Regions from separate parts of the Homo sapiens genome. Here region 1 is linked to region 2. Evidence: chromatin loops called from intact Hi-C (ENCODE). Cell type or tissue: PC-9. All regions are shown on one strand.

Evidence for each region. Hi-C counts contacts between places; a loop is a spot of excess contacts. Peaks named below come from ENCODE experiments on the same cell type or tissue, not always from the same donor. Only the 100,000 strongest peaks of a DNase experiment are listed, where the experiment ranks them.
Region 1: a loop joins it to region 2, with 2.0 times the contacts of the local background. A loop is called at or near these places in 10 of 110 quality-filtered maps.

The regions. Positions count from the first base shown.
Region 1 is chr10:61,604,679-61,609,678 of GRCh38, reverse strand. No RefSeq gene overlaps it. Among named protein-coding and RNA genes, the nearest start is that of CABCOCO1, 56 kb to the left of the region's middle. In PC-9, CTCF peaks have their summits at 1,951 and 2,152; no DNase peak of the experiment used is centred here.
Region 2 is chr10:61,723,117-61,728,116 of GRCh38, reverse strand. All of the region lies in intron 5 of CABCOCO1 (ciliary associated calcium binding coiled-coil 1), which reads right to left. Among named protein-coding and RNA genes, the nearest start is that of CABCOCO1, 63 kb to the right of the region's middle. In PC-9, no CTCF peak of the experiment used is centred here; no DNase peak of the experiment used is centred here.

The DNA of each region.
Region 1 (5,000 bases), 120 kb after region 2:
ACAACGATTTAGATTTTCCCACAATCTTTTTGTTTCCAATATAGGGTCATATCACCAAAAAGTACTTTAGAGGTCATTTAGCCCAATCCCCTGTATTACAGATGAGGAAAAATCCCTTGAGAGACTGCGCCCAATGCTAGAATATAGCCAATATGTGGCAAACCTGAGAATAAATGATGCATCCCGCTTCCCTCTGGCTACTCCAAGCTTGAGCACTACAGGATTGACCACTAAAATATTTTTAAACTTAAAAAAAAGTTTCTCTCATTTATGGAACTATATTCTAAATTCAACCCAGAAAGATACTTAGAAATCCCTAAGAATGGCTGCAAATTAGAGATGTTTCATTTTTTGCTTTTCTTTAAATATGTAATTTTTAAAGCAAATCACTACTTTTGTGTCTCTGAATTTGGAACAAATTTGTACTCCCAACTTCTATATTCTTTGATTTTTTTTTTTTTGAGACAGAGTTTTGCTCTTATTTCCCAGGCTGGAGTGCAGTGGTGCGATCTCGGCTGACTGCAGCCTCCGCCTTCTGGGTTCAAGCAATTCTCCTGCTTCAGCCTCCCGAGTAGCTGGGATTACAGGCACCCACCACCATGCCCAGCTAATTTTTTGTATTTTTAGTAGAGAAAGGGTTTCATTTCATTTCAGGCTGGTCTCTAATGCCTGGCCTTAAGTGATCCACCCGCCTCGGCCTCCCAAAGTACTGGGATTACAGGCGTGAGCCATCGCGCCTGGCCTATTCTTTGAATATTTTAAACAAATAGATCAGTTTTTAAGCAGTAATTCTTCTCCATTTAAGAATTTTCCAAATGTAAAGTCTGAAAATGAGGAGCAGTGACGTCATCAGTAGATCATATGTCATTTAGGGCTGTAGGGGCATGTGTAGAACTACAATATTTTTCTCACTAGAGAAAGAAAAGTTTAAAACCTAATTCATATGGAAGGGAAAAACCAAGAAGAACTAAACCTTTCATTAAACAATACCAAAAAGAATATAATTTAGAAAACGTATACTGTAAATGCTAGTGCATAAAAATGTCTCCATTTTAATCACAATCCACTTTTGATTTAACTAGTATTGAAATGAGGAGTGCAAAGGCAACTTTAAAGTCTTTTTTTTTTAATGGGAGATCTGCCAACTACTAGCAATTGAGTAATTATTTTTCCTCACAGGGCACTTTGGGCTCGTTGGAATGTGGCTTAAGATAATAATCAGATTCAAAGACATTCTGATGCCAATGGAACATGGAATTTGGTTATGATGCTTTTTTCAGGAACATATTAAGCTTTATTTAGAGAACTGAATTCCTATTCTGTTTTAGTAGGATGTATATGAGGTGGGCAAAGGCTTCATTTCTGCCACTAACTTAAAAACCCCCAAAGACTTAACCTATAGGCTTAGAAGGCTCTGATTTAATCATTTATCCTTCATTTTTAGAAATAAACATCTTTGGCTGGGTGCAGTGGCTCACGCCTATAATCCCAGCACTTTGGGAGGCCAAGGTGGGCAGATCACAAGGTCAAGAGATCGAGACCATCCTGGCCAACATGGTGAAAACCCATCTCTACTAAAAGTACAAAAATTAACCGGGCATGGTGGCACGCACCTGTAGTCCCAGCTACTTGGGATGCTGAGGAAGGAGAATTTTGAATCTGGGAGGCGGAGGTTGCAGTGAGCTGAGATTGTGCCACTGCACTCCAGCTTGGCAACACAGCGAGAGTACGTCACAGAAAAATAAAATAAAATAAAATAAACATATTTTACATACCCATCATATAAAGGGTACTGTGCTTGATGCTTAGGATTAGAAGTTAATTTTGTCTAAATAAGTGTTACCCCCACGTGTGTTTAGTAGAACACTATTTTTTGAGAAAAATAACATATGCATAAAAATTACTAATAGTGAATATTTAGATACCACGTACAAACACTGTATTAAATACTTTATGCATATTATACATAACATTTCACTTAGTCCTCACAAAAACCCTATGATGTAGGTACTATTATATTTCATTTTTCAGAAGGATCATTGAGGATTAGGAAAGTTAACTAAGGTGTTCCAGGTCTTAATAGCTAATACAAAGCGAAGCTGAACTTGGAATACCTTCTGATTTTGGATTTGATACTTTCAACCCTCTGACACAACAGTGCCTCTAGAGGACTTCAGTGGTTATTTCCCAAGATAGGCCAGTTTATCTGATGCTAACTAAGATTTAATGTTAAAGTTGAATTATTTATACTCATTTTTGGAATCACTTGATGTAAATTTTAATGTATCTAAGATTTAATGTCTCGTAGGTATATATTATTGTATCTGAGCTAACTGCAGCATCCAGAATTATGACAACTAATTTGCAATTCAAGTTCTGTGATTCTTTTGCCAAAAGGCTTGAATGCTAAGGGGTTTACCAAAAAATCTTGGAAGCTGAAGGCAAAAGGATGGTTCATAGAATAGCACTTAAATGCTGGTATCCCATGATTCACAGGGTAGTTTTCATGCAAGGTGATGATGAAATTTCTAGGAGGTTTGTACATCGAGCTTGTTCCACATGTCTGTGCCATGAATATGCAATATACTCTGAAAGACTGGAATGACTTGGAGCACTGGAGTTGTGAAGCATGGATCTCTGGTTTGCTCAATCAAAACCCTATACCCTAGCCTCACAAAACTTAGCTCCCTGAACATGTAACAAGGCATAACTTTATAAATTAAGTAACATTAAAGTTTTGCAAAATCTAATATACAAGTCAAACCTCGCATCATTAGTCTGGACCATGGGTTGTTCTGAATAACAGACATAATTTTAAGCAAATGGAAGTGTGAGAAATTTGAAAAAAAATTGAACAAATCTATTATTAGTTCCTTGCCTCTAAATTAAAACATTAGTACTGGTATAAGACTGGACTGATCGCAGAAAGACAAGTTATAGTTATCAACAAAATGATCAGCTGTCTTTTACAGAATGATCTTGCCTCCTTGCTATTTATATTACCTAATACACAGCATGTACATGAAAAAAAACCTTTTATGGTAATATATCCTTAATCTTGGAGATCCATCTTGTATCTTTACATAGTTAAGATGCTGAAAAGTCTTCCAGTCTTTTCTAATTCATTGTTTCTCAGTCTTATTTGACCACATAATACTATCTTCCAGTATTAACAGGGAAGTATTATTGTGTGTAAGATGGCAACATTCACCTGGGAATAACCATTTGGATTCAAAATGTCTCCTTTCCCCATAGCTCATGGATTTCTCTTTGTTTCTTTTCATTTTTCAAATTTTTCAAAATTTCAAACATACATGGGAAGAAAATTATAATAAGTCCCATATACAACATACATATAACAACTATTTAGATTTTTTCCATCTATTTTTTGAGGTGATTTAAAGCAAATCCCAGACATTACAATGTTTTATCCTTAGATATTTCGGGATGCTTTTATAAAAAAATAGATTTCCTTACATGTTTACCGTGTCATTATCCCTTCTAACAAAATTAACCATGCTTCTCTAATGATGTCTGACACACAGGTGATATTCAAGTTTTCTAAATTATTCCCCATATATCTTCTTTTTGGAGTGCCTAATCCAATGGCTTTCCGTATATTCATAGAATTATGCATCCATCCCCACATCAATTTTAGAACATTTTTATTACTCCCCAAAAGAAACCCCACTCCGCTGAGCCATCATCCCCAAATGCCCACATTTTCCCCAGCCAGCCTTAGGTAACTATGAATCCACTTTCTATTTTCAGAGGTTTGACTATTCTGGATATGTCATACAAATGAAATCATACAATATGTGGTCTTTCTTACACTTCCATACATTTTCAAGGTTGTCAATACTGTAGCATGTATTATTACTTCATTTCTTTTTATAGCCAAGTAATATTCAATTATATGGATATACTACATGTTATCTATCCATATGCTAGTTAATGGATATTTGGGTTGTTTCCATTTTCTCATGATCTCTTAATTATAGAAACCTTTATTATGAAAAAATTTCAAAGATATGCAAAAAAATAGACTATAATAAACTCTCAAGTGGTGTCTCACAGTTTCTACATTATCAATTCCTGGCCCAGAATAAATTGGTTTCATCTATACTTCAGAACTTTCTTGCTCTCCACATTGTTTGAAGAAAACATCGGACATGGCATTATTTCATGTGTAATATTTCAGCATATGTTTATAAATGACAAGAGCTTCTTTTCCTGAAAAATGACATCACCTTCAAACAGAATAAAGAAATCATGAGCTTGAAGACAGGCTATTTGAAAATACAGAGAAGAGATAAAAGAAAAAACAAAAACCAAAAAAAAGTATGCCTACAAGATCTAGAAAATAGCCTCAAAATGGCAAATCTAAGTTATTGACCTTAAAGAGGAGTTAGAGAGATTGGGGTAGAGTGTTTATTCAAAGGGATAATAACAGAGAACTTTCCAAATATATAGAATGATACCAATATTCAAATACGGAGGGTTATAGAGCACCAAGCAGATTTAACCCAAATAAGACTATCTCAAGGCATTTATTAATCAAACTCCCAAAGGTCAAGGATAAAGAAAGGATACTAAGAACAGCCAGAGAGAAGAAACAATTACTATACAAAGGAGCTCCAATACGTTTGATAGCAGACTTTTCAGCAAAAACCTTACAGGCCAAGAGAGAGTGGCATGACATATTTAAAATACTGAAGGAAGAAAACTTTTACCCTAGAATAATGGTATATCCAGAGAAAATATACTTCAAGCATGAAGGAGAAATGACTTTCTTAGAAAAACAAAAGCTGAGGGATTTCATCAACCCAGACCTGCCCTACAAGAAATGTGAAAGGGAGCTCTTCAATCTGAAAGAAAAGGATGTTAATGAGCAATAAGCAATTACCTGAAGGTGCAAAACTCACTGGTAATAGTCAGTATACAGAAAAACACAGAATGTTATAACAATGCAATTGTGGTGTGTAAACTACTTATATCTT
Region 2 (5,000 bases):
TCAAAAGCATGTTGAAACAAAGGTTCAAAAATGGGTTTAGTCCTTTGAAATTATATCTAAAAATACTGATGTGTGTAACCCACAGGTTTTAAGCGTCTAGAAATAAAATTTAAAACCAATTCTGTAACAGATGCTAATGTAAATGATGCTTACAGGCATTGATAAAACACTTTGCCTTCCTTCTACTAACATATTCCATAATTATACTGTGACTTAAATAGTTTATATATAGAGGGATGAATGTGGAACAGGAGAAAAGTATTCATACATTAGCATTCAGAGTAAGTAATTCAAACATCTAATTGTTCCAGCTCAAGGAACATTTAAAAATATTACCAGTTAGGTGTTCAAAATTATTTTGGTTTATTTTTTATTGAGTCATGCCGATAATTTGCAAAATTATAAAATGTTCCCAATCAATGTAAATACACGCTACAGAAAATACAGAAAAGGAATAGAATGACAATTATCAGGAAAATATTTCTGCTTTTCTTTTATCCCAGAAACATGCAAAAATCTTTGCTTTTTTCTTAACCAAGTTTCTGCTATTTGAAGAGAGTTATGGATGAAAACAGACATTTCTAGTTTTTTCTTCTTTTACAGGAGAGAAATTCTGTGTATAAGGGGTTTGATTATACATTCTTTGAACTCTAGAGCTCTTTCAGATGCATTTTAATTAACTTAAAACAATTCAAATCTTTCTTCAATATTCTATCAGTGAAAATCTTATTAATGTAAAACTATTCTTGAGATTTATGAAATGAACAATTTATACATCTTTCTCTTTGTAACTAGATAAATTTGAAATTTTAAGATAATTGAAAATTCCAGTTTTATTAGTGTAGGTATAGAGATTATGATTTTTTTTTGTTGGTTGTAGAAGTATAATTGGTTCAATTCAATAAATATTTACTGAGTACTTCCCTGTGTTAAGATCTATGGGAGTCTAAAATATAAGAAATAATCCTGCCTTCAAGAAGTTTATAATCTAATAGAAGGTGATAGCTCTAAGATCACATTTTATCTCTTATTATTATAACATTTTTTTTGTGTATGTGGCAGGGTCTCACTGTGTTGCCCAGGCTGGAGTGCAGTGGCACAGTCTTGGCTCACTGCAACGTATGCCTCTCAGGCTCAAGCAATTCTTGTGCCTCAGTCTCCCTAGAGCTGGAATTACAGGTGTGTGCCACCATACTTGGTACTTTTTTTTTTTTTTTTTTCTGTAGAGACGGGGTTTTGCCATATTGGCCAGGCTGGTCTCGAACTCCTGACCTCAGGTGATCCACCCCCGCTCGCCTCCCAAAGTGCTGGGATTACAGGAGTGAGCCACTGTGCCTGGCCTTATTATAATTTATACAAGTGCCATAAATGAAGGCTGTAGGAGTAAAAAGGAGGTCATCCAGTTCTGGGCCATCATATATGATTCCATGAATAATAATATTTTCTAACTATTATGAACGCACAAAGTAACCCCTCTTACAATATTTTCCCCACCAGATAAAGGGATTTTATTGCTTTTTATTCATAAAAATAAACAGAATCATTGTAAAAGAGTTCAAGCAATACAAGTAGTAAAAATATTTAAAAAAAAACTAAAAATCACTCCACGTCCCATTGTAAATAATTAGATAAATATTTTTTCCAGATAGTTTGCTCTGTAATCAAGTAAAAATATAGCCCACATTTTTATATTGTGACACTTAATATTATATATGTATTTATTTTAATAAATAAGATAGTATGATACAGGTATTTTGTAATTTTGTTATGTCAATATCCTGTGAATATGCACAAGTTTATAATTTTTAATTGGTACGTAGCCTTATATTGGATGTATGTACAAATGTGTACTTAATCGATTTCTTATTGAGAAACACTATTTTCCAAATTTTCGTGATTGTAATAAATAACACTAGAGCAGAAATCTTCATGGACATATTGTTACACATATTGAATTAACTTCTTGGAACAAATCTTTGAAATTAAAATTGCTATGTCAAGGGGTATGCCTGCCTAAAATTTTGATAGATTTTAAAAAATCGCACTGTAGTGGAATCCCAATTTAAGATTCCACAAACAGTATGAGAGTTTCTCTCACACAGGGATCACATACAAAGTTGCTGATCTGATAAAGGAGGAACAGTGTCATATTATCTTGTTTGTATCCCTTTTGTCATTAGCAAGACTGAATATCTTTTTCTTTCTTTTTTTTTCTTGGTATAAGTGTTTATTTTTATAAAAACTAACCACATTATCCATAGTGTTTCATGACTCACTTCATCCACTCGACATTGTAGATATCTACCCATGTCAATACATGCAGAAGTATATTTTTATTTTTTATTTATTTTATTTTTTATTATACTTTAAGTTCTAAGGTACATGTTCACAATGTGCAGGTTTGTTACATATGTATACATGTGCCATGTTGGTGTGCTGCACCCATTAACTCATCATTTACATTAGGTATATCTCCTAATGCTATCCCTCCCCCCTCCCCCTACCCCACAACAGGCCCCATTGTGTGATGTTCCCCACCCTATGTCCAAGTGTTCTCATTGTTCAGTTCCCACCTATGAGTGAGAACATGTGGTGTTTGGTTTTCTGTCCTTCTGATAGTTTGCTCAGAATGATGGTTTCTAGCTTCATCCATGTACCTGAAAAGGAAATGAACTCATCCTTTTTTATGGCTGCATAGTATTCCTTGGTGTATATGCGCCACATTTTCTTAATCCAGTCTATCATTGATGGACATTTGGGTTGGTTCCAAGTTTTTGCTACTGTGAATAGTGCTGCAGTAAACGTATGTGTGCATGTGTCTTTATAGCAGCATGATTTATAATCCTTTGGGTATGTACCCAGTAATGGGATGGCTGGGTAAAATGGTATTTCTGGTTCTAGATCCTTGAGGAATTGCCACACTGTCTTCCACAATGGTTGAACTAGTTTACAGTCCCACCAACAGTGTAAAAGCGTTCCTATTTCTCCACATCCTCTCCAGCACCTGTTGTTTCCTGACTTTTTAATGATCGCCAATAAGAGAAAGGAAAACACTACAACAGTAAAATAAACAACATCAACAGGCATTTCCTAAAAGAAGAAAGAAAATGTCCACTAATATAAGAAAAAGATATTCGGTAAGATGAACCTGTTTTATTATACTTTAAGTTCTAGGGTATATGTGCACAACATGCAGGTTTGTTACATATGTATACATGTGCCATGTTGGTGTGCTGCACCTGTTAACTCGTCATTTACATTAGGTATATCTCCTAATGCTATCCCTCCCCCCTACTGTTGTGGTGTTTTCCTTTCTCTTATTGATGTATGAGATGCTGAAGATATTAACCCTTTAACATGTGTTACAAATAATATTTCTTTTTTAAAAAAGTTCAAGCTTGTTTTTGGTGCCTGATTCAATTAAAAATATAATTTTGATGTTTTACAATTATCCATCTTTTCCTTTGTGGCTGATGAGACATTTTCAAAGGCCTTCCCATCTAAAACTATAAACAAATTATGAATGTTCACTCATATAAAATCTACTTCTGGTATCTAAGTTTTAGATATGGGAGTGTTTTCCCATTTTCCATATTTCAATCATTAATTTGAATGCCATGTTTATCAGATATTAAGATAAAGAAAAGGCTCACAGCTATTTCTAAACTCTTTATTGTGCTACAATGATCTGTTGGTCTTTTCCATATCCTGTATCATTGTATATGGTATAGTCAGTTTTTCTTTATTACATCATGTTTATTTCTCCAGATGAAAGAATAATTTTGCAATATTCTCTATTCTCAGTCTACATATCCTGAATGGAGATACTCCAGTCACAAATTTTGTTAGGGTTTTGATTGGCATCACATTGGATTTAAACATTAAGAAAGGGCTTGAATTTGTACAATATTGAGTATTTCTATCAATGAAGAAAGTATGCTTCTTTTGTTAAAGTCTTCCTTTATTTTTTTCAGGAAAGTATATAGTTTGATCATTTGGGTCATTCTTTTGGGATTTTCATAGCTATCTAAAACTTTTCTTACTTTCGTGAATGGACTTTTTATTCTGCTATATTTTCTAATTATATTGCTTAAACATAAAAATGCTACTGACTTTTGTGTTTTGGTTTTTAAAGCCAGCATACTGAATGCTACTTTTTTGCACAGAATTTTCAACCGATTCTCTGGGCTTTTTCAGATAGTTATACAGTTTAAAAGTCATCATAATTTTACCTTCTTTCCAGTATTAATACTTTTTGCCATGATCGGTTGTGTTCCCTCCAGCCTCAATTTATATGTTGAAGCCTTAACCTCCAATGTTACTGCATTTAGTGTAAGGAAGTAATCAAGAGTAAATGAGTCCTAAGGGTGGGGTCCTGGATCTGATAGAATTAGTGTCCTTATTAAAAGAGACACTAGAGAGCTAGCTCTTCCTCTATGCCCTGTGAGGACCCAGTGAGAAGGTGGCCATCTGCAAACCTAAAAGAGACCCCTTACCAAAAGCTAAGCATGCTGGCCCCTGGTCTTGGGCTTCCAGACTCCAGAACTGTGAGGAAACAAATTTCTATTGTTTCCATCATCTAGCCTGTGGTGCTTGGCTATGGCAATCTGAGCACACTAATACACTGCCTGTTTCATTCTCTTATTACATTGACTAGCAAAAGCCAGTCACGTAAATGTTAAATAATGTAGGACCTTGTCTTAGCATCATTTTTAATGGGAATGCTTCTAGTATTTCATATTTTTGCTTTTGATTTGGGGAATGTATACTATAAAAATGTTAAATATTCTTATATTCGTATTTTAGTAAAAGCCCCTATCAGTAATGTGTGAGAATATTAAATTGTATCAAGTCTTTTTTAGTGTTTATCAAGAAGATATCAAAATTGTAACAGTTTTTTCTTCTTGTCTACTAAGTGGTGACTTATGTCAATGAGCCATCCTTGCTGTCCTGCAATAACTCCACTTGATCATGACGTGTTATTCTTTTAAAGTGTTGCT